5 separate regions of the Mus musculus genome follow, and regions 2, 3, 4 and 5 are each linked to region 1. The links are chromatin loops, found by intact Hi-C in ENCODE. Cell type or tissue: heart. All regions are shown on one strand. Region 1 overlaps Sesn1 (sestrin 1). Region 2 overlaps Sesn1 (sestrin 1). Region 3 overlaps Armc2 (armadillo repeat containing 2). Region 4 has its middle 12 kb from the start of Gm51798. Region 5 holds the start of Gm33058 (a long non-coding RNA gene).

Region 1 (5,000 bases):
TCACTCACTAGCTGCAGTCCCTCTGGCGAGTTTGAAGAGCTTTAACAACTCAATTTAACCTACTGATCCAGAATGCTTTTGGTGGTTGGAAACCACACATATTTGTTATCTTGAGATTTCTATGGCATGGCTTAGCTGGACCTCTCCTTGAAGGTCTTTTATGGTACTGCAGCTAAGATCTCAAATTAGCAAAAGCTATAATCTTGTGTGAAGGCTCAGGAGAGTATGGTCTGCTTCCATGTGCACATAATTGCTGTTAGGATTTTGTTCCTTGAGAACTGATATAGAGAGGGTCTCAATTATGGAATTGGCCAGGGACTACCATGTGGGCCTCTCCGATTGTTTCATCAGGAAATACGTGAGAAGAGCTAGAGACTATCAGCAAAATACAAGTTACAGTTTTTCACAACATAATCTGGAAGGAGACAAAGCTTCACTTTAGTCATAATCTTTTCACTCAAAGCTGTTGCTGAGGTCCAGCCCTTGCTCAAGGTCAGCAGATTACTGAAGGGCAAATGGCATGGGAAGAATACCGTAAGGCAGGATCAGTGGGAGGCAGTCTGAAAGTAGCCTACTGTAACAACCTCTCCTGGGACTAGGGCATGGGAGGAAGGGCTCTCCCTCCATGCTGTGGAGAAAGCTACAGTTGACCGTACGTGTGTGGAGAGGAGTTAATGAAGAGCGTAATATCAAAGGGTTAGTATGGTACTGATCTGACTCCTCCCACACTTGTAAGCAATCTCCAGATAAAGAATTTTCTGCCATCTTCACCAGTGGATGCTGAACTCAGGCCCTATCTCCTCCTTTGCTAGGGTCCACCAAGACTCAGGAGGAGAGGTCTACCTGCCTCTGGTATCATCTTCCTCTTCCTCATTGCCTCCCTACACACATTGCTCTCCTTCATGCCTGTGTAGTTCAGGGAAACTTCCCAGTCTGCTCTTGGCCAAAGGGCAGGAAATGGCAGATGTCTTTCTGTCACCATTTGGTGGCTATATAATGAGATACACATCAAGTCTCACCTGTAGTGAAAATGAATGAAAAACTCTCAGACTTTTATAAGCATCCTCAAGTTAAAAAAAAAAAAAAAGAATGGGGTTGAATATTTTACCAATCAGATTTCTGTAGTCAATAGACTTCTCAAATTGAAGCTGGTTGTGGTGGTCTGAATATGCTTGGCCTTTGGGAAGTAGCACTATTAGGAGATGTGGCCTTACTGGGAGAGGGCCTTGGTAGAGGAAATGTGTTACTGTGGAGGTGGGGCTTTGAGGTCCCACATACATGCTTAAGTCTGATCAGAGTGAGCCAGAGTCCTCTCCTGGCTGCCGTCGGATCAAGATGTAGCCTTCTCGGCTCCTCCTCCAGAACCATGCCTGTCTGCACACTGCCCTGCCCCCACCATGATGGTAATGCACTGAACCGCTAAAACTGTAAGCCAGTCCCAATTCAATATTTCTTTATGAGAGTTACCTTGGTAATGGTGTCTCTTCCCAACGATGAAACCCTAACTAAAACACTGCTGTGTATTACTATCAACTTAGTCATGTCTGAAAGGTGGAGGTAAAATAATTTCTTTATGCTATAAGCCCTAATCTTTATCATCTTTAGTTGTTTCAGAACCACCAGAAATTATTATATAATTGATAGAAATTTGAAAAATTTTATCCCACTACATATAATATGTTGAAGTAAGGGCCTTCCTTCAATTATAGAGAATACTAATTTTAATAAGAAACATTTTCTCATGTCATTTTTAGTATAGTCATCCCAATGGTTCAAAAATTAAACCATTTTCAAATTTATTTGCTGTTTATAAATTTTAATTGGTATTTTTGAGACAAACATGGGCTGGTCTAGAAGTTACTATGTAGCCCAGGCTGACCTTAAACTTGAACTTACAACAGTCCTCCTGCATCAGCCTCCCAAGTGCTGGAATTATAACTATGAACCATCAAACCTAGCTTTGTACAGTACTAGGCAGCCACTTAAGGAATTCTGAGCAAGGACTGTTCCACCAAGCTGCACTCCATTTGTTTGTTTGTGACAAGGCCTCATGTAGCCCGGGCTTGCCTTAAGCTCACTACATAGCTGACGATGACCTTGAACTCCTTATACTCCTGCTTTCACTTCCCACATGCTGGGATTACAAGTACCACCATTCCCACCTCCCAATTTTTAAATTTGAATCTGAAGCAAAGTCTTGCAAAGTTGCCCAGGCTGACCTTGAACTTTTGATCTTCCTGCCTCAGCATGTACCTACAATGTAAACCTAAGTTTACAACAATAACAGAACAACTACTTGTTGTAATTAAAGCTATATGGATGTGTTTTTCCTCTCTTCTAATGTCTTCTAGAACTCTCCCTTTTTGAGATTTCAGATGGTACTACCAGTGAGTATTCAGAAGATGCTAACAATACTAGTGATAAGGTGCCTGAGCTGAACAAGTTGGGTGTTTTGACATTATGGGCTCCTGGGTATGCACTACTTCACTGCGAGCCTTACATTGGAGCCAGCAGCTGTTATGAAAACTGAGGTGGCCACTAAAAAGATACTGAGTGGGTAGTGTATGTGGCATGTGGCATGCACACTCTGGAAAAGAGTAAATCACAGGCCTGGCAGCATGGTATGAGATCACTTCTCAGAATAGCACGTGATTTAAAATTTACGCATTGTTGATTCTGGATATGGCTGACCATGACTAGCGATTATAAAGCCATAGAAAGAGAAGCCAAGGATACAAGGGGAATGCTGTGCACCAGATTCTATTCACAGAATGATTCTGCAGGAAGTAGAACTTTAGGGTACTCGGAAGTAAGTTTTCTCTAGTATGGTACATATGTATGCGCGCATGTACTAGCGTCTAAAGCTGCAGATGTCTGATTTTCCTTATAGTTACCTTTCTTTTGAAGACTCTGGCCATTAATGACAGTTTTCCACTCACTTTACATTTTTGTGCCCGCCTGCCTCCTTGTTCACCAAGGACATTTCCTGAGTTCTCAGCAGTTAGCTGCTGTGAGCACTAGGTGGCACTCTGACTCAACTCAAGTCTAGTTTGTCATCAATTTTGATGCTGTAGGCCTCAAGAGAAGATGTGTGTACAACTTAAGAACATTTGTGTTTTCAGTTGTCTTCTTTTAGAGGGAGTCTGAAAGGAGAAAGGAGATAATTCCAAGTTTAAATATCCAAGCTTAACTGGTGATAGTATTGATCTCCTCTTTCACTTACTGTCTCAGACTGTTCCAGGTACCTGCACAGGTATCTGTGTGGAAGAGAGGTGGAGAAGACTGCTGACCTCAGAGCCCATAGTCTAGTTAACTCGCCCCCCCCCCCAGATGCTGTTCTTGGGCCTGTGGCATGCACTCGCTGCTTTTATCCAGTCACTCAACACAAGGAGCGTGAGCTGGAGAGGTAGATGATCTGACTAGACCATCCAGCTGGGCAGGTACACAGTTGGGCTCAACGCATATGTGCTCCTTGGAGAGTAGTTTCTGGGAAGATGAGAACATGAAACCAGTAAAGCAAACATTCTCTCCCCCATCCCTGTCTCTCGCTCTATGTATATATATGTGTGTGCACATGCACATCTGTCTGTCTGTCTGTCTGTGTGCACATGCGTATAGTGGTTGTGAGTGTGCTGACATGGGATCTGAGAATGGACCTCACATTCTCTGCAGAGAGTAGTGGGCAGTCTTAACTGCCCCAAACTGATTACCAAAGGAGACTTGTTCTTGTTTTCCAGGAAGCAAAGCCAAGACTTGTTCTGGGAGAGGCTACAGCTTAATGGTTCAAATTGAAGATTTTGGCTTTTTAGGATGTTGTGTGACCCATCAGTTACAGAGAAAACAGTGTATTCTTGCATGTACTTTTGGGGGAAAACCCAAGTGTATCAATTTTTCAAAGAGTACCCTCCATAAAAAAATTGAGAAGTTGGGTGTGGTGGTACATGCCCAACATCCTAACACTTGGGGGTGGGTACAGGAAGGAAGGTCAGAAGTTGAAGAGCATCCTGGGCCATTAGGTGAATTCAAGGCCAGCTTGGGCTACCTGAGACCTTGCCTCAGAACAGCAGCAGACCACCTGAGCTGCCACATGCACAGGACACTTACTTCCTGAAACTGTTAGAGAAGACTTTTTACAATTGAAATGTGAGAGCCTTAAGCCAGCAAAAGTACACTTTCGTGAGAAAGCACCAGCTTGCTGCTCTTGACGAGGATGCTCATTGCATGGGGCTGAACTTTTCTTAGCTAAGCAGCAGGTCTCCCAGGCATGCAGGTCACAGGCAGAAAGTTTCAGATTTGATTCCAGAATGTGGGACAGAGCTGAGCACAGCACAGCTGCAGCCTTGGTAATGTGAGACAGACAAATACGCCACGGTCCAGAGCTGCCCCTGCCAGACTGCTGTGCACACACACTGGCTCTTGCTAACGCTCTACGGGGCAAGCTAGTTAGTGCTCTAAGTTTTAGTTTGTTGATGTTTGTCTTGTTTGGGGAATTATTTTTTAAGTTAAAAAGGTTTTAATGTTTTGTTTTGTTTAGATTGGTTGTATTTGCTTTCTGGGCTTGTGTTTGTTTGTTTTTTCAAGACTGGTGGTTTTCTCTGTGTAGCCCTGGCTGTTATGGAACTTATTCTGTAGACCAAGCTGGCCTTGAACTCACAGAGATCTACTTGTCCCTGCCTCCCAAGTGCTGGGATTAAAGGTGTATACTACCACCACCTGGCAATCCAACTTTATTTTTTTTAACACACAGAAACATTATATATGCATCCACATATATAAACATTACATTGTGTTTCATATATGCATTATATTGTCTTTAAATCAACTTAAATATATATTTTTTCTCAAACATTATTTTTGGGAATTCTATAATTTTGTGCCTCTCTGCCAACCTATTCTCTTCTCCCAACCCCAAGCTTCTGTTTTACAGTCAGTAACATAAAGATAATAGCATATTGATCTTTGTAAGGCATTAGCCCTGTGCCTCCTTTTACTTTGTAACA
Region 2 (5,000 bases), 58 kb after region 1:
TTTTCCAATAAGTACTTATCAAGCTCTAAATATTAGACACTTTACATGCAATATACAACTTTAATGTGCCACTTTATTATTTTAAACCATCTTGGAATTAGCTGAATTAATGTTTTTCCTTTGTGTCTTGTAAATAGGAAGGTAAGCACTATTTTTGCAGTAGCGAACAATTTTAATAGTTTCATAAACATGGCATACCCTGCTAGGAGAGTCATCAATTTTCATAGCTTTACTCGTTTTAAAACTAGCTTTTATAAATTTCAACCCCACATATCAAGTAAATTCATTTCTCTAAGTTACTCATTTCCTGCCAGTTCATTCAAGAGAGGTAGCTTAATGGATCTGTATTGTTTGTTTATGGCTAAATAGAGATTTGATTGTATCATTTATTTTTGTGGCTCTTCAGCAAAAGAGAGCTTAGACCTGGCCTCCTCTTTTTATTAACTAAGCAGCTTGCTTTTCTTAGTTAAAAAAGAAAGAAAAGTTTGGGGGGAGGGCTTTAAAAAGTTGCAACAATTGATCTTACCTGCAGGAGAAAAAGAAAGAGTAACGATTTTTTAACATGTGACTTTCAAAATATGAAGATTCAAGAGCTGAAAGTGTAACAGTCTTCTTTGACACATTGTAACCTCACCTCCCAAGACTGAAACTTTTTTTCTCTTGAAGCCCTAGTTGTGTCTGTCAGTGTTTAGTCATTTAAGCTCCATATATTTCCTTTTTTGAGTGTGTTCCAACTTTTTCTTTTCTTAACCTGAACATGTAAACTTTTGAAAACACAAGCATAGAAAAAAGAGATCTAATTTAACAAGGTTTTTGTTGTTTTGGTTTGTTTTTTGTTGTTGTTTGTTTTTGGGTTTTTCAAGACAGGGTTTCTCTGTATAGCCCTGGCTGACAGGAACTCACTTTGTAGACCAGGCTGGCCTCGGATTCGGAAATCCGCCTGCCTCTGCCTCCCGAGTGCTGGGATTAAAGGCGTGCGCCACCACGTCTGGCACAAGGTTTGTTTTATTTTCTCTGAAGAAATCAATAAAGCTACCAAAGGAAGGAAATAGTATTGGCACAAGATTTAGATTCTGGACCTAAAAATGTCAATGATTTATGTCTTAAACTCAGTTTTTCCAAGTTACTTGTTCGATTTCGCAGAGGGTTTTATTTGTAACACAGGTATCTGTGAGGGAATATTAGATGTTGTAATGCCATTGGATATAGTTGTTGAGGAAAGACAATTGGGAGACCTGGTGCCAAGGAAAATATTTATAGTTTCTACATCGCTTGCCAAGAATAAATTTCACATTGCATATAGACCATGGTCTCCTGCTTCTGCAGCCCACTCTGCCTCATTTGGGCATCAAAAAGGAAAAAGGTTCGATAGCTTGTACAGTGTAAGGATTTCTCCTGGTATTGCCAGGGCCCGGCTAGGTGACGTTGCTGACTGCCTATGGGTAAATGCCCGGCCCTAGCCCAGGAGATGGGAAACTAGGTTGCCTTTCCCTGAGTCCCGGGATGCACATTGCATCTTCCAGCCAGGGTTCCACCCAGCGAGCCTGTTCCCAAACTGAGTGTCAGCTTCAGGCTGGGCGCTTGGCCTTCAAGCTTGTTTTTGCTGGCCTGGTCCGCACGCTCCCCCAACCCCAGCGCCAAGGGGTGGGGCTACGAGTCCCCGCGGGCCGGCATTGGCGGGCGCGCCCGCCGGGCAGTGGAGTGACGGGCGTGGGGCGGGGCCTCGCGTCTTGTTTGTCGGAGCCGCCCGCCCCGCCCCCGCCGGGTGCTGACTGAAGCGCTGCAGCGACAGATCGCGGCCGCAGCCGTCCCTTCGACATGCGCCTGGCCGCCGCGTCGAACGAGGCGTACGCAGCCTCGCTGGCTGTCTCCGAGCTGCTGAGCTGCCACCAGTGCGGCGGGGACCGCGGCCAGGACGAGGTACTGGGCAGGCGAGGGCTGAGGGCGGTGGGGCTGAGCACCGCCGACACTAGCTCGCACCGGTAGCTTCGCAAACGCCCCCGAGGGCTGCGCGGCCTGGGCGAAGGAAGGGACTGCACCCCAAGATCACCTAAGGGGAGGTGTTGGAACAGAATAAGGACTGCTGTGCCCTGCCGGTGCGCACAAGTCAGAGCAGCAGAGCTGAAGTCTCAGGGCAAACAGCCTGTGGATTTCCCCCCGGCGTTCGGTCATAACTGATTGTTCAGTCACCCTTCCCTCGCCGACGTTCATTTAGAACCACATTTGAGTCGGTTAAATGGAATTTAAAAACAAAAACAAAAACAAAAAAAAAAAAACGCCGTCAAGACCTGTGCTGCTCATCGCAGCTCTTGCCCTTGTTTATTAAGCCATCCCTGCTGTGCCTGAATAGGCCTGCAGAACTATTTGAGATGGTGTGTGTGTGTGTTTTTAATGGTGCAAATAGGATGATGTTTTAAAATTGCTAAAAGTTGAACATTCAAAGGCTTTGAATCTAAAAGGATGAGAGTCAATACTGAAATTGGAATTGAAATCATATGTTGGGTTGTCTTAGTTCAAGAAGTCTAAATGTGAATAATTTCCTTGTTACTCTGCCCATTAAAATGACACAGGCCAGTTTTTTTTAATAGCCAATTAATCGGTGCACTATGTATAGTCATGAAAATGTAAACGACTCCATAAAGGGATTCTAGCTGTTAATGTTCATGGATATACTGCATGCTGGTTGTTTACACATACCAAAAACAACCTTCAGAAATAAATTTTTAAAGCTCAGTGGTAGTCTGCTATGTGAAAGGCTCTGGGTTCTATACTCAGTGTCAATAAATAAACCATAAACCATTGCTCTGGAAGCTTAAAGTGTGGAAGTGTTGAGTTAGCATTTATGGTTTGTGTATGCAGGCCACCCTAGATCCATCTGCTCCCATTCTTAGAAACGAACCCTAGTGGTCATGGCTGAACAGCTCTTATTGCTGACAGCGTTTTTGTGCAATATCCTCAGCTCAGACTTAGAATTTCCAAAGATCCACAGTAGCTTGTACATTGATTATGATAGTGCCTGTGAAATTGTATTCAACAAACTAGAAAGCTTTGCATAGCTGTATTTCACTTTAATACACTTAGCATGTAAAATAAACTAGGGACTGGTGTATCATGGGAAACTAGTCACTTTACAAAGGAAGCATTGGCACAGTTCTCAAGTAGCACGTTTCCAAAAATTGTTCTCCTCCTCCTCCCCATCTAACTCAGGGTTATGTACATGCTAGGTAACTCTGTACCACCGAACATGTCTCCAACCCAGTTGTAGGACTTTGAAGTCAGGAAGTTTTTCTTTTTCTAAACCATGGTCCATGGAGCACACACACACAAAGAGGTACCTAACTTCCCGTGTTTTTAAATAGCTTAGCAGTGTTAATGACAGAAGAAATTTAGTACATTTTTGCTGTAGTTTAAAAAATCTACATATAAACAACACTTCTAGCTCCTCAATTCTTCTGAAATACTTTGAATGTTAAAACATCCACATAATTCTAGATAGACAAGGACTCTCCCGGAAGGGGAGAGTGGGTTAGGACTTTCACTTTTTATAAAACATTTTGCTTTCTTTGCCTTGTTGAAATGCACTTTTGCCGGGCAGTAGTAGCACACATCTTTAATCCCAGCACTTGGGCAGGTAGATTTCTGAGTTCCAGGACAGCCAGGGCTACACAGAGAAACCCTGTCTCAAACACACACACACACACACACACACACACACACACACACACATACACAAAACCAAAAAGGAAGAAAGAAAGAGAGAAAGAAAGAAAGAAATGCACTTTCTACTTGTGTAACTTTAAAAAAAAAGATTGACATCAGTGTTATAAGATATAGTCTTAAATATCTAGATGGGCTTTTTTTAATGCATCAAGTAGACAAAGAAAAAACATGCTTCAAATAGTTTACTGATTTTCACCTAATTTTTCAAGTAGGTAGATTGACACCTCATAGAAAGTCTTTAATCTGTAGCCAGTCAATCATTCTTAAGGAGGCTGATGAAGGTCGTCGGAACATAAGCAAAGCATGTGATTAGACAGGGCTTTGGTCCACAAGCACTGTTCACACGGTGGCACAGGACGTACTGTTTCTGTGTGCTGTCAACGCCACTCAGAATGTCCATCTTCTGAGGATTAATCAGTATTGTTGTACATTGGTGAGGAAGCAGGTGCTGGTGTGGGCATGGCTTTCAGATATTGGTGTTAGTATTGTTGAGGGGTGGGGAGTCCTAGTTCTCATGTTAGCTTTTCCAGCCATGTCTTCACAGAGAACCTGTGAGGTTTATGCTGATTGCCATCTGCATCTGAGTTCAACAAGAACTTTTATTCTTGGCAGGTCTGCCTCCTAGAATCTGGATTGTAAGATTTGCTCAGAGTCTAATTGAATTCTCACAACTACAGAAGGGAAAATAGTTAAAGTAACCTACATAGGAAGTTAGAAAATGCATTCAGTTTGACTTGGGCTCTCACACTAATAAAGCATTAAAGACATTGGCTTCTTTTTCATAAAGATTATAAAAGACATATACATTTTGTAGATTTCAATATCATAAATCATATGTTCCTTTTTTGTAAATACTAGTACTTAAAACAGTACTCGGTTCCTAGCATGCTATGTCAGCTGCTATTGCTGCTCTTAATTTTTTATTACCATTATTAGCTCTATATGGGTTTGTTTGTTTTTCTTTTTTTTTTTTTTTTTGCCCCTTTATATCAGTTAAGGAATAAGCAGAAAACTAAAAAGCAGTTTCATTCTCAGACTGCACACCCCCAAGAGCTTTGTAAACTCTTCTGTAGGTATCATGAGGTAGATGTAGATGTGGTACTGTTGCTGCTGTATCTCCCTCATCTTCTCTTTACACCTTACTTACACATTAGACCTGCCCAGTTAAGAGTTTAAATGCTCTCATGGGAATTACAAACTTGCTAACAGAAGTCCTTATTTTGGCCCAAACCTCCTTTCCTACTCTGTTCTTTTTCTCTCAGGAGATGGTGCATGGAAAT
Region 3 (5,000 bases), 100 kb after region 1:
TGCACACTCCTGCATGGACACTGGCTGTGCGCACTCCTATACAGACAGGGATGGGGCAGTCTTTCAAAGGTCTCTGTACCCTGATCTCATGGAGCTTAGTGTCAAGGAGTGAGATGGTGTCAAATGCCCGGCCATTTGTACCCCCCAAAGATGCTGAAGCCCTCGGGCCTTAACTCTCTAGTAAGCACAGGACTTCGCTGAGACACTGCACGGATCCTTCAAGCAACTCCCAGCGCAGAAAGGCCCTCCCCCCCCCCCCAGGCTCTCAAAGAAAGGAGCTGAGGAGACAGACCTCCAACACCCAGGCCAGGGGCAAGAGGAAAGCAGGATTCTCAAGAACTCAGTTCCTTGATAGAAAATTCTGCCTTCTATTTTCCAAGGCAGTAACTGTGAGCAGAATTGCTGCAAACTTTGATATGCCTTCTGACTGATGTTGTACAAGCTCTCTCTCTGTAATGATCAATATTAACCGTAGCAGTAGCTTAAGCAACCAACACATGGACCTTCAGATGTGCTGGCAGGGGTCCAAAGTGTTCTAGGCAGGCCCCTCTCTGCTCTGATAACCAACCATGACCAAAAGCAACTTGGGAAAGAAAGGGTTCCTTTGGCTTCCACTTCCACTTCACGGTCTATCGGTGAGGGGAGTCAGGGCAGGACCTGGAGGCAGGGACTGAAGCAGAGGCCATGGAGGAGGGCTGCTTACTGACTTGCTCTCAGGCTAATGTTCGGCCACTTTTCTTATACCTCCCAGGAACAGCAGCCCAAGAGTGGTCCCACCCACAGTGTGCTGGGCCATCCCACACCAATCATCAACTAAGAAAAAAGCAGCCCAGGCTTGCCCACAGCCCAGTCTGAGGGAGGCAGTGCCTCAGATGAGGTTCTCTCTTGCTAGTTGACCCTAGCTTGTGTCAAGTTGCCAAAAATAAAACCAGAACTAACCTGCCCACAGGCTTAATAGACACACATGAACCAAGTCACTGAACATGAAAACTTCCATTGTTGCCATCTGAACAAAGCTTTTCCTGCTCTCATCCTAGACGGCAAGTTCCTACTCCGTTTCGCATCCCGTGTTAGTGTTCCCTGGAGGGGCTCTCCCAACCCTAAGGGGAAACATTAAAGAGACAGCAAAGACATCGTAAGTGATCTAAAATGCTGTCAGGGGCATCTAACAAACAGCTCGTTGGTCTTGCTCGGTCACTGTCAGGACCAAGCCATTCACTCCCCTCTCGGGCCCAGGTGCCTCCTCTACCTCTCACTATTCAGCTTCCAGGAACGTTTATCCCAGAGCCTGTGACTTCATCTGGGCAGACCAAGGGCTGCTTTTTCTAACCCACCCCCCAAGTCCTTAACACATCTAAATATCTTTGGTTCTAACGTCTATGTGGGTCATGGCGTGACGAAGAAGATTCAGTTTGAAGTGGCTTCAGGAAAGGAAGAGTTAATACTGTCACAATGCCTCTCTCCCTGCTGGATGGAAAAGGGAGGGGGTGGTTCCTGGCAGTAGCAGTGCCAACTGAAGGATGGCATGCGAGATCAACAAACGGGGACGACAGATTGCGCCGTTTGCAGCACCCAGCTCCCACCACCTGCTCCCCTCACTGTTTCTGTCCTTTGACTGTGGCGTCTTTTCTTCCCACCTCTTGAAAATATGTTTTCCAGGGAGCCAGGAGCACAAAATAGGCCAAAACAGAAGCAGTCTCGTGGAAGGCTGTTCCTGCACCTGCGCTTGCGTGGCTCAGCCACAGTCCTGAGACTGGAAGCTAGGGAAGGGTCTCTGTGAGACCATAGCCTCATTTTAAGTGGCCTGCGCTCTCATTCCTGCCCTGAAGAGTCTCCCCCCACCACCAAACCAGAGCTGCACAGAGGTTATCTACTGCTGCCCTGACCAACCCACCTGAAGTATACAAAGTAGTTCTTAGCTAACAAGACAAATCCCATAAACCCTTATAGAGAATATCACAAGAAAGTCAGGTGTAATGCCACTCGCCTTTCATCCCAGCACTTGGGAGACAGAGGCAGGAGGATCTCAGAGTTCGGGGCCAGTCTGCTCTACATAGTGAGTTCCAGGACAGCCAAAGCTACAAGTGAAACCTTATCTCGAAAAACAACAACAAAAAAAAAAACAAAAACAAAAAACCCAACAAAATACATCGCGAATGACAAATGACCAGGTTCACAGACCCGCAATCTCACCATAGAAGCAGTTCCTTCAACACATGGCTCTCCGTCTCTTACTCTTCCCCAGTCCCTGAGAACAGCACTCCACTCTCACAATATTTTTTTAAACCAACACATCGGTGCACACTCACACAATGACATGGTTTTGAAATAACAAAATGAAAAGGGATCTGGAGAGGCTTTCAACGTCCCTGAGAAGGCAGAGTAACCAGTTCATACGGACTTCCTAGTTTTGCTGAAAATGGAATGATCAGCAGCTATAGCCAACCAGAACACAGACCAGCAGCACACTCCCGTAAGAAGCCGACCTTCCTCTAGGAAGCCAGCCATGTCCTCCTCCTGGCAGCATGGTACGCCCTAACAGACATGCACTTTGCTAAGACATCATGGGCCCCACAAGTTGTAAATAAATGGCTTTAACTATGGAAGGACACAGAAGAGGACACTGTTATACAGAATGGTCTGTGACCAGCTCCAGGGCATTAGCAACAGCAGGAGCTACTATGGGAGCTACCTTCTTCCATCTGAGGGATATTGGCCTAAAGCCAACAAGAGATTGCCACCCCCACCCTGACGTACGGAAACTGAGGCTTCTGGAGACTGAAGGACACGGTGAGGGGCACTCAGGGCCTGTCTGAGCATGCTAATGCACTTCAATACCTCATTCCCAACTACCCTCAACCTCCAATGTCCCACAGACTTGAGGCATTTTTCAGGGGGCGGGGGTTTAAGACAGGGTCTCTCCACATAGCCCTGTATGGCTGCAAACTCACAGAGATCTGCCTGTTTCTGCCTTCTGAGTACTGGGATTAAAGGCCTGCACCGGGCATCTTTGACCCTTCACCAACCTCTCAAACTGGTTGCCTCACTTCTCTTGTGAAAGGCGCCCCTGGTGGCCGGTCTGTGCACTGCAGGAGGAGACTTGGAATCTCTTCATCTCAGGAGCAGAGCAATCTCCTCTGCTCAAAAGCATCCACTGCCTGTCCCCTCACCCTAAGGAGCATCCAACTCAGCCATCTGCCCCGTGTGACTGATAGTGCTTTACCACCCACAGGCAGCCAGAGTGGACACATGATTCTCACACGGCACCCTAAAATAGTCCCCGTGCATGATGCTGACCACAGGCAAAGGACTGATGTCAAGCTGTCACAGAAGGAATAAACTATGTTCCACAGACTCCTCATACTTAGGAGACAACTCCTATCCAGCCTAGGAAAACATTTTAGAAGGACCTTTAAGAATTAAGTTAAAGGGGGTTGAAAATTTAACACTCCCCATGCCCTTAACCAGAAAATTAATCAAGACACCCTGTTTTAAACTGGCTAAAACTGCCTGCATCTTAGAGTTGAGTTAGGATTTCCAGTTTGCTTTATCCGACTTTCCACCCTTAAATAAAACCTAAACATTTGAGTTTACAGGTGGCTAAAGAATAAAAGTCACCAAAGGCAGGCTGCAGACTTCTGAGAAAATACTGATTTACCTATCCTATCAGCACTGGCGGCGGGTTGACGGTTAGCCTGAGAGAATACATATTCATTCATTCATATATATATATATATATATATATATATATATATATAATCAGACCAATCTGAGAGACCACAGACTCAAAACTGCAGACCTAAGCAGACCATTCTGAAGGCAGAGATGACCACCTACCCACCCATCCAACTGCCAACCCAGCCACCCTATCAGCAATTATTCACTGAGTACCCACACTCCACACCTCTGAATGTGGCTCCCCCTCAAAAACACCAGGGCAACAGTTAGACTTTTACTGCGATGGGTTCTTTTTTAAGGCACAGACATAAAGGCATTTGGGCTCTGAGCTGAGTGGGGGAAGAGCCCGTTCCACAAGGACAAAAACAGTGGGAGCTGGAAAGAATGAGCAAGCTTCGGCCCACTGAGCCTGCCCGGTCAGGGGTGCAGAACGAGGGCAAGGCTGAACAAGGAGCTCACTCAGCCAAATGCTCTCACTTGCTCGCCTGCCTGCTCGCTCGCCCAGCACCGCTGGGAATGTGCCTGCAGAGAGGCTGGGAAGGCAGCCAAAGGGCACACTCCTGCCAGGGAGGAGGCAGAGAGCCAGTGGAAGCAAGTTGCCACACAAAGACACCAGGGGAAAGGGGTGGAGGGCTCTTCCTAACCAATCCAGCACAGTTGCTAAGAGGATGTGAGGAAGGGAGGGTGGGTTATCTCTGCGCGGCTAAATGCCTGGCCCAAGTTAGAAACATGGGGAGGGTGGGACGCTCTGCTTGCCGCCCCATCTCCAGCCATTCCAGGTCTCTCTCTTCCTGCAACAGGATGTCGGAGCTGTCCAAATCAGAGCTCATGCTGCATGCCTGGCTGGAGGGGTGGCTCACCCTCCAGGTCTGAGTGGAACTATGCAGAACAAGAGGCTGACTTTAAAAATACAGCACAAGAAGGGCCAGTCTGGTGATGCCGGACCCTGCTTGCCAAGCTTTGCCTGTCATCCCGCCGCATTTAGTAGCTCTGTTTAGAAAAGGAGAAAGAAAGAAATCTGCCCTGTCCAAAAGTGGGAGAGCTGGAGAGGCGGAGGAGGATCCGTGGTGACGGGGCGGCTAATGTAGATAAGGATTGTTCTTTGTGAACTTCGTGTGACCTTTGTAAAAGGCTGCCCCTTACATAAGTCTTATTTCAGGCATTTTCTACCAGAGTTCTTGCCCAGTAGATATTTACAGAAGAGATGGGGAAAATCCCTTTATGTTCTTCCAAAATTCAAACCCACACATACTGTGATGGGCTTCTAAATGTAGTAGTGCTGACATCAGAGGCACCTCAGAAGCTAGCCCTGCCTCAGCACC
Region 4 (5,000 bases), 200 kb after region 1:
AGACGTGGATGACTGTGGAAACTGATTGAACCAGAGGGGCGTGGCCTAATGCATTAGAGGGCAGTAACCCCAGGGCCTGCCTGTGCAGGCTCTCCTCAGCTCTTCTGAGAAGCATGTCTTCACTGCTATAGGCTAACCTCTCCTGAAATGGGGGTTGTATCATCAATAAACAGACAAGATAAGTCAGTGAACTTCCTGTCTTGTTGTTCCTTGGCTTTGAGACAGGCTCTCTCCATATAGCCCAGGCTGACCACTGTGTCTAACTTGTAGTTTTCCCGCCTCCACAAGCCGAGTGCTGCCTACATGCCTGCCTCACTACTCCTGACTGTACTCAGCATTACATTTACAGTTGCATTTATTTGTGCATTTATGTGCCAGTGTGTGTGTGTGTGTGTGTGTGTGTGTGTGTGTGTGTGTGTGTAGGGCACACTCGTGTGCTACAGTGGGCATGGGGAAGCCAGAGGACACCTCACAGGAGTCAATTCTCTGCTTGCACCACCCGGGGGCGTACTTAACATTGTCAGGAACCTGCAAACTGCTCTCCACAGCAGCCTACAGTTTACATTCTCATCAGTAAGCTACGGGTGCTCCGATTTACCACATTTGGACAGTTCTTCCTGTTGTCTGGTTTTGGTTATAGCCATCCTAGTGAGTGTAAGGAGAGATCTGAAGATGGCTTTAGTTTACATTTCCATTGGGATCAATGATACTGATTGAGTATCCTTTTATATGTATATCAGGGTGTGTGTGTGTGTGTGTGTGTGTGTGTGTGTGTGTGTGTGTATCTTGGAGAAATGCTAACCCAAGTGCTTTGATAGTTTAAAGGTTGTTTGTTTGCTTTTTCATTATTGAGAAATGAAGACTATTATTTTGGACGTTAGACCCTTCCTACAGATTGTGCAGCTATCTTCTCCAAACTGAAGCATTCTGTTCTGGGGAGAGGAAGGGGAAAACTCGAAGGCTTAGAAAGCTCAGGAACATTACAGGAAGCTCAGAAAGCTACTAGCCTCACACACAATCCCTCCCACAGCAATTGCCCTGGAGCGGAGCCTTTTTGGTGTTGCTGCCTACAAACTGGGCTACAGGCTCTTGGATGTGGCTTACATGCACTGCTAGCTGGGGTAGGAGACTTTGGGTGATGGAACTGGTCACCCATGCTTCTGCCAATAACCGTAATAAACTCATTTGTTCAGCAAGTAAGACTTTGGGGGAGTGGTTTCCTTACTTCTCCTTGGTGCCCCAACTGTAGTGAACAGACATTTGGTCACACCTCCTGAGGAATATTCACACAACATCCCGTGTGGAATTGGCAGAGTCTCCCATTCTATTGGGTTTTGGGAGGTAGGGGCAGAGGTTGTTTGTTTTTGAGACAGGGTTTCTCTGGGCAGCTCTGGCTGGCCTCGAACTCACTCTGTAGAGCAGGCTGGCCTCAAACTTGGAGATCCACCTGCCTCTGCCTCCCAAGTGCTGGGATTTGCTCAGACTGTTGTCTGAGTTGCCACCCTGCTCATTCCCTAGTGGTTATTTTCACTTTCTTGATAAAATCCTTCAATGTTACAGGTTCTTAGATTTGTTAGGGTCTAATTTACCCCAGCCCCTGTGTATTGCTTCTGCGTTTGATCCCAGACCCAAGACCCCATTTCATTAAGGTCATGATGCTTTCCTCCTGTGTTCTTCTAAAAGTTTTATTGGTTTAGCTCTTGACATAAGCTATTGATCTATTTTGAGTTTCCTCTTACATGTGGTGTAATAACTAAGCTTCATTCTTTGGCTTGGTCTATCTCGTCTGGACTGTTGAAAAGAGGAGAAATATTTTTTGAGGCAGTGGTATACTGTGGTCACCTAAATGATGCAGGGCCTGGGGAACCAGCGTGGTTTTCAGGGTCTCAGTGTGTAAGCTACTGGAGAGTGGAGCAGGGTGGACTGCTGTGGCCAGCTGAGGAGACAAATCACTCCCTCTCGGCTGGAGCAGCGTCAGCAGGCACCCGGACTCCCATGAGCGGCTGGAGTAGAGAGGAGAGATGGCTCTTGATAGCGCCAAGGTCAAACTTTGCTGAGGCAGCAGCAGTGGTGAGCCAAGGCCACCAGAGGGCACAGCAGAGGTGGTACCCAGTGGGAACACATGAAATGGCCTCTTGGGGTCACGTGGCAGCCAGAGAAGCTGCTCGGAGGCTAGGAGGGAAAGGGCATGGAGCCAGGTGGCGGTGGCGGTTCGGAGCCCCACGGAGGTAGATCATTACGGTGGCAGGTCGGAGCCCCACGAGCCGGGTCTTTACGGTGGCAGTGGCAGGTCGGAGCCCCAGACCATTGCCGAGAGTCATTGCTTGTCCTCTACCACAAGGAATGAGTTACAGTTCCCTTCCCTTTTCAAAATGCAGCTCAAAAGAGCGCGTTCTGTCTTCAGGGCCCCAGCTCTCTGTGAGAAACTCTGCACCAGACTTGAAAATTAAGCTGTGTTTGCCAAACATAGTTTTTGAATGACTGCTTTTTAAGGTCACTGATCATATATGCAGCAGAGAAAATATAGGAAGAAAGAGGGATCATTGACTTAAAACTTGTGGGGAAGGGAGTCCCGAAAAGCTAATAGGCTTCTGTAATAGTCACCTGTTTCAAAATTTTCAGATGTCAGGGCAACAGCTCATCCTTACTTTCACACAATTCCTGGGCATTTTTCATTATGCAGTAAGCGTAAGATTTGAAATTAAGTTTCCAGATGAAGGAAGAGATCCCCACCCTAAGGCCTTCCTGTCACATAACTAAGACAACTGAGGACAATAACCCCCCTGAAAGGGTTAATTCTGCAAAACAAAACAGCCCCCCCAAACCCCCAAAGAAAAAACAACAAAAAAAGAAAACAAAAACAAACAAACAAACAAAAATGAACCCCAGAGAAAACCACGAGGTGCTTTTTGGAACATTCCTGATAACGCACACATCTGTATTACACTCTCAACCCCATGGGCCTGGTGCCATCTCTGAATAGCAGAGAAACACTGAGCCAATGCCTGACAGGATCGTTCAGAGCCAGAACCCCAGGAAAGCCCCAATAATAACTAAAATCTACAAAAGGAAACAGCGGTAAGGCCCATTGCCCTTTTATTAAAGATGCTATTTCAAACCTGCCCCACTGCTGAAATCGGGGGGGGGGGGGGGGCGCTGATCTGGCAGCGGCAGCAACCACACGGTGGTATCAGGTGGTATCAGCCCGAGGGAGATACATTTATAGGCATCAACAACCTAAAAGAAGGATGCTCTAAAAGTGGTTTGAAAGAAGGACACTTTGGACCCGTTAAACACAACACAAATGTTACAATGTGTGTAAGCCAGCGGCCTCTGCATGTCTAGTGAGGGTGGTGGCCTAAGCGGAGTACAGCAGCGTATCCATCCACTTTATGAACTGAGTCAGGTAAATGATACAGCGGTCAAGGGTACCTGCCAGTAGCTTTGTTGAGGCAGGAGAGGAGAATCACAATGAAGTTTTTCCTTCTGTTCTTTAAAACATTGTTAAGGTTGCTATTTTTTCTGTTGCAGGGAGGGGACATTCCCTTTTAGTTACCTGTAAAAGGATACAAACTCCAATGCACTGGGCATTTCGTATTGAAAACTTTCAAATTTAAGTTTAGTCACACTGGTCTGGAATTCCCCTACCCCGCCTTCCAACCCCATTCCCCTCATGCAATATTAAATGACCTGGTCCACGTCTGGAGATACATCTAACAACAAAATGATATTAAATTACATCTATCATGGGGTATAGGCTCTTTGGGTGCCAAGGTCTTCGGTGGAAATGCTTGCGGAGAGAGTAGGGCGGGTTTCCAGAGAAAGGGTGCTTGAGCACGGGAAGGGAAGCTGAGTTTGGCCCCAGGGAAGAACTCCCCAGACCTGCCTTATTCTGTCTCCACCAGTGGTACTCTGCGATGTACTGTGGAGAGCTCACATCCTTGGCATTTTGTCACGTCACACGTCTGGTCCTCTGCGTCAGAGACACAATGCTTTGCGTACCCGGTTTCATTTCGCCTTGCAGAACTTCCGGTGGCGAGCAAGAGTCTCTCTAGTTGGAACCAGAAGGAGATTTGTTTAGGGACAAATCCCCTAGTTTTGACTCCCCTAAGAGTCTAGAAAACGGGCTCGATGGTCGCTTAAAGCAGAACTGTACGCAAACTGCCCAACTTGAGCACACCACTGTTTACAAGGTAGATGCAGTGCGCATGTCAGCACTCACTTGTGCAGACCCTCGCTCTCTCTACATTGCTCTTCCACGTTCGCCAGAGTATCTGGCCTAGCACCCAAGGCTTCACTTTGGCTGGGTTTTGTGGCTCGCTAGTGAAGTCCAGTTGACCCACCTATACACTAATCATGCCTGCCATCGACTTGGAAGGTTCTAAAACTTTTGTGTTGCTGTCTCTTGTGAGCAAGACTCATACAAGGTGGCAAAGTCCTCAAATGTTGAGAACCACAAATGTGACAAATGTCAATTATCTCCCAATAGAACCTCATCCAGCTTGGTCCAGTTCACAGTTTGTGGCCATGAGCTTGCAGGGAGGCTGGTTTTATTCCTAGCCATCTTGATTCAATCAGCTCTGGAAATCCCCCTTTCCTTGATGGCAATTCATGAAAGAGGCTCGAAGCCCGACTGCGACCAATGAGTCATGAGGACACATCACTGAGGGATTTCCTGGAAAAGTTTCTTAGTTATTACAAAGAGACCTAAGACACACAATAATTGATTTGTTCTGCCTCTGAGTGGTAGTGTTCAGGGACTTGAAGCCTGGAGCTGGGCAGGCAGCTATTTGACTGACTAGGGTATAGTGGCAGAGCAGAAAGATGAACTGCAGTTATTCTTTTTGACACAGAGTCTCTCTACATAGCCCTGGCTGTCCTTGAACTTGAGCTATGTAGACCCCAACTGGCTCAAGCTCATAGAGCGTCACTTGCCCCTGCTTCCTGAGCATTGAACTGAGGCATGAACCACCACGCCTGGCTGACCTGGGTACTGATGG
Region 5 (5,000 bases), 130 kb after region 1:
AGCCCTAGACTTTGAACTCCTGTCCCCTGCTCCGCCATTCTATTTGGCATTTGTCTGTAAACACATTTATTTTATTTCTCGGTTGCGGGCTATCCATCCCTCAAGTCCCTCACGTTTTATCTCAACTGCAAAATGGTTCACTTCGCACTGGTGCTGGGAAATGACGAACACAGTCAGAGACCACAGACGGGGGCCCCACAAGTGAAAAGTCAAAGTGGCACTGTTCCTAACCTCAGCTAAACCTGTCCTTCTCTATTAGTAAAAGTACATTCATTCTTTGGACTTTTGCCCAACTGAGACCACATATGTGCCTGAATCCAAGCCCCTGTGGTAACCCAAGAGGTTTCACGTTGTCTCGCATATGGTGAATACAGTCTGGCAGAAACATAAGACACCAACAACATGCAGCGTCACTGCACACATGAACACATTAGAGCCAAGTTTTCCCAAGGATCTCATGGCAGTCCGCATACGCACACGCATAGGAACGTGCTGCTAATTCACAAGCCTGCTGGGGTCTGCCTACAGCATTTCCTACCATGGCTTTCTCCCCAACCGGAAGGACTCCTGCCCATCCCCCACCCCAACACTAGCTTGTGCCTATTTTTCATTACTGGGAATCTATTTACTACCTGGATGTCTTTTTGTTTCAGGATAAATGGATGTATGACTTGATCTTTCTAATTTTTAGCCCCGGCTGTCCTGGAAACCCAGCTGGCCTTGAACTCCCTTGATCCATTTGCCTCTGCCTCCCAAGCACTAGAATTAAAGGGATGCACCACCACCACCCATCCATCCTTGTAATTTAATAATCATGCCCCATTAAGACAGGAGAGAACTTGGAGGTTGTATAGATTACACAGAATGTTGATGTGCCAAAATAAGGAGTCTGCGAGAGATGCCTTAGTGACCACTGACAAAGAATGGGCGGGGTGTGCAGTTATAACTCTAGTAGCTGGGAGAGGCAGAGGCAGGAGCATCACCAGGAGTTCCAGGTCATCCAGAGATCATGTCAAAGGCTAAAATTACTAAGTGATGAAGTTCTAACACTGGGTTTCACAACTGCGTGTTAGAAGTTAGAGGCATTTCTTCATTGCCGCGATGACTATATTCACAGTACGGAGAAGCGGCAGGGCTGAGCAGACATGCTAAGATACCGGCAAGCAAGCGGTTCTCGGCAAACAGTGCGCGTGGATCCTTATTTCCCCGCCCTGGATCTTCCTGGCTGCAGAGGAAATATCTTTAGCATATTCTTCCTGGCCCTGCTGTGTACGCTAACCCTCCTTCCTGATTGGTGGCTTCATCCAAGCCTGTCCTGGTCCCGCTTCTCCTTTCCTCTTGTTAAAGTAAGCTGCCGTCACAGTATAGTATTTTGTGAAACTCTAGGCACAGACAGAGCCTGTGCCTGGGGAGGTATGCAGCACTGGAAGGCTTGTTATAAAACTCATCCTCCAGCCATGGTGATGAGCCCCGCCCTTCCATAGTTCAGAACCCAAGGCATTATATGATCGTGGGTGCCGCCGAGTCTCCTCACATCTCCAGACTTGCTGTCCTTGGAGAAGCAGTCTGAGCAGCCACTGGGAAACTGCTTCTTCCCAAGCAAAGGCAGAGGAGAAAGGCAATGCCTGCTCTCTCCTGTCAGGTGAGTTAGCGGCCAGTTGCTCTGGCGGATAAAGCATTCCTTTACAGGAAGGGAAGTTCCTAAGTGAAGAATAGCTGTCTCGTTCAGTGAACAATAAATCACTACAATTTGTATGCCATTAAAAACTGGGTGTGAAGGAACTCTCCATCCTAGCAGATGGACAAAGGTTGCTTTGAGAAAGTATTTCTGCTGTTTCCCATGTTGGGTATAGGTCTCAATTGTGTGTGTGTTTGCATATGCAGTATTTTGGGGTGAAGCCATGTTGCTTACATTTTATTATGCATTCAGTATAGAACAGCTTCTTGTCTGTTTTCTTTCCCTGATTAAAACATTCTTTTCTGGCATGGGTCTTGTCTATAGCTCGGGCAGGCCTTGAACTTAGGAGTCTTCTACTTTAGTCTCTGAAATGGTGGGCTTACAGTCTTGGCCTATCCAGCCCAACATTTTTGTTTTAATTAAATAGGAAGGACTGTCCAGTTTTGCGGATTCTGCAAATGACACGCTGTAAAACAAACTCCCTTTCTACCCATATTTGTAAACACTCAAACATGGTGATAGCTTGCTCGAATCAAGTGGTGTGCACGGCAGGGGCATGCTCTCAAGTGGCAACAGTGAGTTTCACTTTCTCCAGATCCATAGGATACGGGGTGCAGACTGTGGTCCCCACAGAGTCTCTACCAGATGCTAGGTTCAGAGAAAGGTGTTGAAGACAACCAAACCAGCTGTGATGTGAAGGTGGTGGGTGGTGTGAAGCTCTACAGTGCCCCTTGGAGGAAATTGAATGGAAGGGCTGACCCAGTAGGTCTAGGGCTAATCCCAGAAAAGGGAAATAAAAAGCAGGAAGGGGGTGGGGGTGGGGCAGCTAAACAGCACAGCAGGGATCTGATTTCAAGTTGGAGGGAGAAGTAGGGCTTGCTTATTCTTTGAGACTACAGCCTGTTATTTAACTCAGACTGGCCTTGAACTTGAAAATTTTTGGCTTCAAACACCTGACATTATGGCCCTAACAACCACACCTACCTAGTGCCCTCCTTTCTCTTTCTTTTCTTTCTTTCTTTCTTTCTTTCTTTCTTTCTTTCTTTCTTTCTTTCTTTCTTTCTTTCTTTCTCTCTTTCTCTCTCTCTTTCTCTCTCTCTTTCTTTCTCTCTCTCTCTCCCTCTCTCTCCCTTTCTTTCTTTCTTTCTTTCTTTCTTTCTTTCTTTCTTTCTTTCTTTCTTTCTTTCTTTCTTTCTTTCTTTTTCCCAACATATGTGAATACACTGTAGCTGTCTTCAGACACTCCAGAAAAGGGTGTCAGATCTCATTATGGATGGTTGCGAGCCACCATGTGGTTGTTGGGATTTGAACTCAGGACCTTCAGAAGAGCAGTCAGTGCTCTTAACTGCTGAGCCATCTCTCCAGCTCCGTGCCCTCATTTCTTGATCTGACATATGTTTGCTCCTGATAGCACTAAATGTTCCTTTATATCAATGGATTTTATTTTTATTATATAAAATGGTACCACAGACATATAACAGATTGGAAAAATGTCTTCAACTAGACGAGAATGCCCAATCTGTGACATTAAAAAGGGGCCAGATACTGAGGTCCATGCCTGTAATCCCTGCACTTGGGTGGATGGAGAGAGAAAATTATAATCAAAGAGAGACTTTGCCTCAAATTCCAGCACTCAGGGGGCAGAGGCAGGTGGATCTCAGAGGTTGAGACCAGCTTGGTCTACAGAGTGATTTCCAGGACAGCCAGAGCCACACATAGAAATCTTGTCTTGAAACAAACAAACAAACACTATCCAACAAAGATCAGCATGGTTGAGAATTTGAGGTTGTCTTAGTTACTGTTGTTCTACGGTTGTGAAGAGAACCTATGACCAGGGCAACTCCTAATAACTCTAATAAATCATTTAACTGGGGGCCGCTAACAATTTTAGAGGGTTAGTCCACAATCATGGCAGGACACAGACAGGCATGGCACTGAAGAAGCAGCAGAGAGCTTTACAACCTGACCTACAGGGAGCAAGCAGAGAGGGAGAGAGAGAGAGGGAGAGAGAGAGGGAGGAAGAGGGAGAGGGAGGGAGGGAGGGAGAGAGAGAGAGATGGAGAGAGGGAGAGAGAGTTAAAACTTCAAAGCCATCCTCAGCAACACATCTCCTCCAACAAGGCCACACTTTCTAATCCTTCCCAAACAGTTCCACCAACTGAGGACCAAGAAGTCAAACATATGAGCCTATGGAGACCGCTTTCATTCAACCCACCACATGGGCATATCTTTATCACAGCGGTGAAACAGTGAAAAGTAAGCTGATAGAGGTAAGGCAAGAGAATTTTTACTGTCCCATTTTTAAAACCTATGAGATTATTAAAAAGTATTAAATATACTGTGAACAATATAAGCTGTCTGAATGGACACGAAGAAACCAAGAGAGAAGAGGTGACATGAAACAAACTGACTATTAAAAATACAGATTAGAGGGGCTGAAGAAATGGCTTAGTGGTTAAGAGCACTGACTTCTCTATCAGAGGACTCAGCTTCAATTCCCAGCCCCACAGGGCAGTTCACAACTGTCTCTCACTCCAGTTCCAGGGGAGCTGACATCTTTACAGAGACACACATGCAGGCACAACACAAGTGCAAATGAAATAAAAATAAATAAATACATACATAAATAAATGAAAAACATGCAGATTAGAGCCAGGTGTATCTTTAATACATGCCTCTAATCCCAGCACTCTAGAAGCAGACATCTCTTTGAGTTTGAGGTCAGCCTGGTGTACATAGGTTCATTTGAGAATACATATCACAAAGACTATGTTGTTGAAGGTATGTCCATATAGCTCAGGATAAAAACATCTTTATTTTTTGTTTTGTTTTGCTTTGAGATAGGTTTGAACTGGCCTTGAATTTATGATCCCCCTGCCTCAGCCTCCCAGGTATGTCAGTATTACAAGTGTGTGCTGCCGCACTCCTAGCTCGGATAGCTTTTATACTTTTCCTTATATCGCCTACATTTTAACAGAAATGACCATCACTGTGTAATCAGAAATAACTACTTTCAAAAACAAAAACAAAACCCCACAAATGACCCAAAATTCAGTCAACATAAAAAAAGAAAAGTGCTTTATAAGTGCCCCTTGCTAAAACATGGTCTGGCCTTGTCTTTGACCAAAAGAGATTATTTTTTTATTTTTTTACAATCCTTTCAAAATGGAGGACCAAAATCTAAAATTAATAATCATCATAAATATTTTAAGAATCTTGAAGTCAGGGTGTAAATCTGATTTCTAACATGTCCTCCCGACGCCTCCGAGCACACCAAAGGATCAATCCATCCTCACTAATTGACAAGCACATTTCAAATCCC

The links. A loop is a pair of places that touch in the nucleus more often than their neighbours do. Peaks named below come from ENCODE experiments on the same cell type or tissue, not always from the same donor. Only the 100,000 strongest peaks of a DNase experiment are listed, where the experiment ranks them.
Region 2: a loop joins it to region 1, with 2.8 times the contacts of the local background. A loop is called at or near these places in 21 of 42 quality-filtered maps.
Region 3: it touches region 1 in a loop (4-fold over the local background); 6 of 42 quality-filtered maps call a loop at or near these places.
Region 4: a loop joins it to region 1, with 2.8 times the contacts of the local background. A loop is called at or near these places in 8 of 42 quality-filtered maps.
Region 5: it touches region 1 in a loop (9-fold over the local background); 22 of 42 quality-filtered maps call a loop at or near these places.

Annotation. Positions count from the first base shown.
Region 1 is chr10:41,828,050-41,833,049 of GRCm38, forward strand. All of the region lies in intron 1 of Sesn1 (sestrin 1), which reads left to right. Among named protein-coding and RNA genes, the nearest start is that of Sesn1, 20 kb to the left of the region's middle. In heart, a CTCF peak has its summit at 3,013 (motif pointing right); a DNase peak (open chromatin) is centred at 3,002; H3K27ac peaks cover 615 bases.
Region 2 is chr10:41,885,676-41,890,675 of GRCm38, forward strand. The region is part of intron 1 of Sesn1 (sestrin 1); the gene reads left to right. Among named protein-coding and RNA genes, the nearest start is that of Gm33058, 71 kb to the right of the region's middle. In heart, CTCF peaks have their summits at 1,833, 2,090 and 2,906; DNase peaks (open chromatin) are centred at 1,666 and 4,086; H3K4me3 peaks cover 2,061 bases; H3K27ac peaks cover 1,298 bases.
Region 3 is chr10:41,930,608-41,935,607 of GRCm38, forward strand. The region is part of intron 12 of Armc2 (armadillo repeat containing 2); the gene reads right to left. Among named protein-coding and RNA genes, the nearest start is that of Gm33058, 26 kb to the right of the region's middle. In heart, CTCF peaks have their summits at 3,075 and 4,526; DNase peaks (open chromatin) are centred at 1,524, 3,184 and 4,354; H3K4me3 peaks cover 1,150 bases; H3K27ac peaks cover 1,421 bases.
Region 4 is chr10:42,029,129-42,034,128 of GRCm38, forward strand. No RefSeq gene overlaps it. Among named protein-coding and RNA genes, the nearest start is that of Gm51798, 12 kb to the right of the region's middle. In heart, CTCF peaks have their summits at 529 and 2,085 (motif pointing right); a DNase peak (open chromatin) is centred at 2,063; H3K4me3 peaks cover 647 bases; H3K27ac peaks cover 757 bases; H3K27me3 peaks cover 1,764 bases.
Region 5 is chr10:41,957,597-41,962,596 of GRCm38, forward strand. All of the region lies in intron 10 of Armc2 (armadillo repeat containing 2), which reads right to left. It overlaps Gm33058 (a long non-coding RNA gene), which reads left to right and starts at 1,311. Exons shown (of 3, transcript XR_380266.3): 1 at 1,311-1,642; 2 at 3,828-3,948. In heart, CTCF peaks have their summits at 2,397 and 2,600; DNase peaks (open chromatin) are centred at 1,425 and 2,375.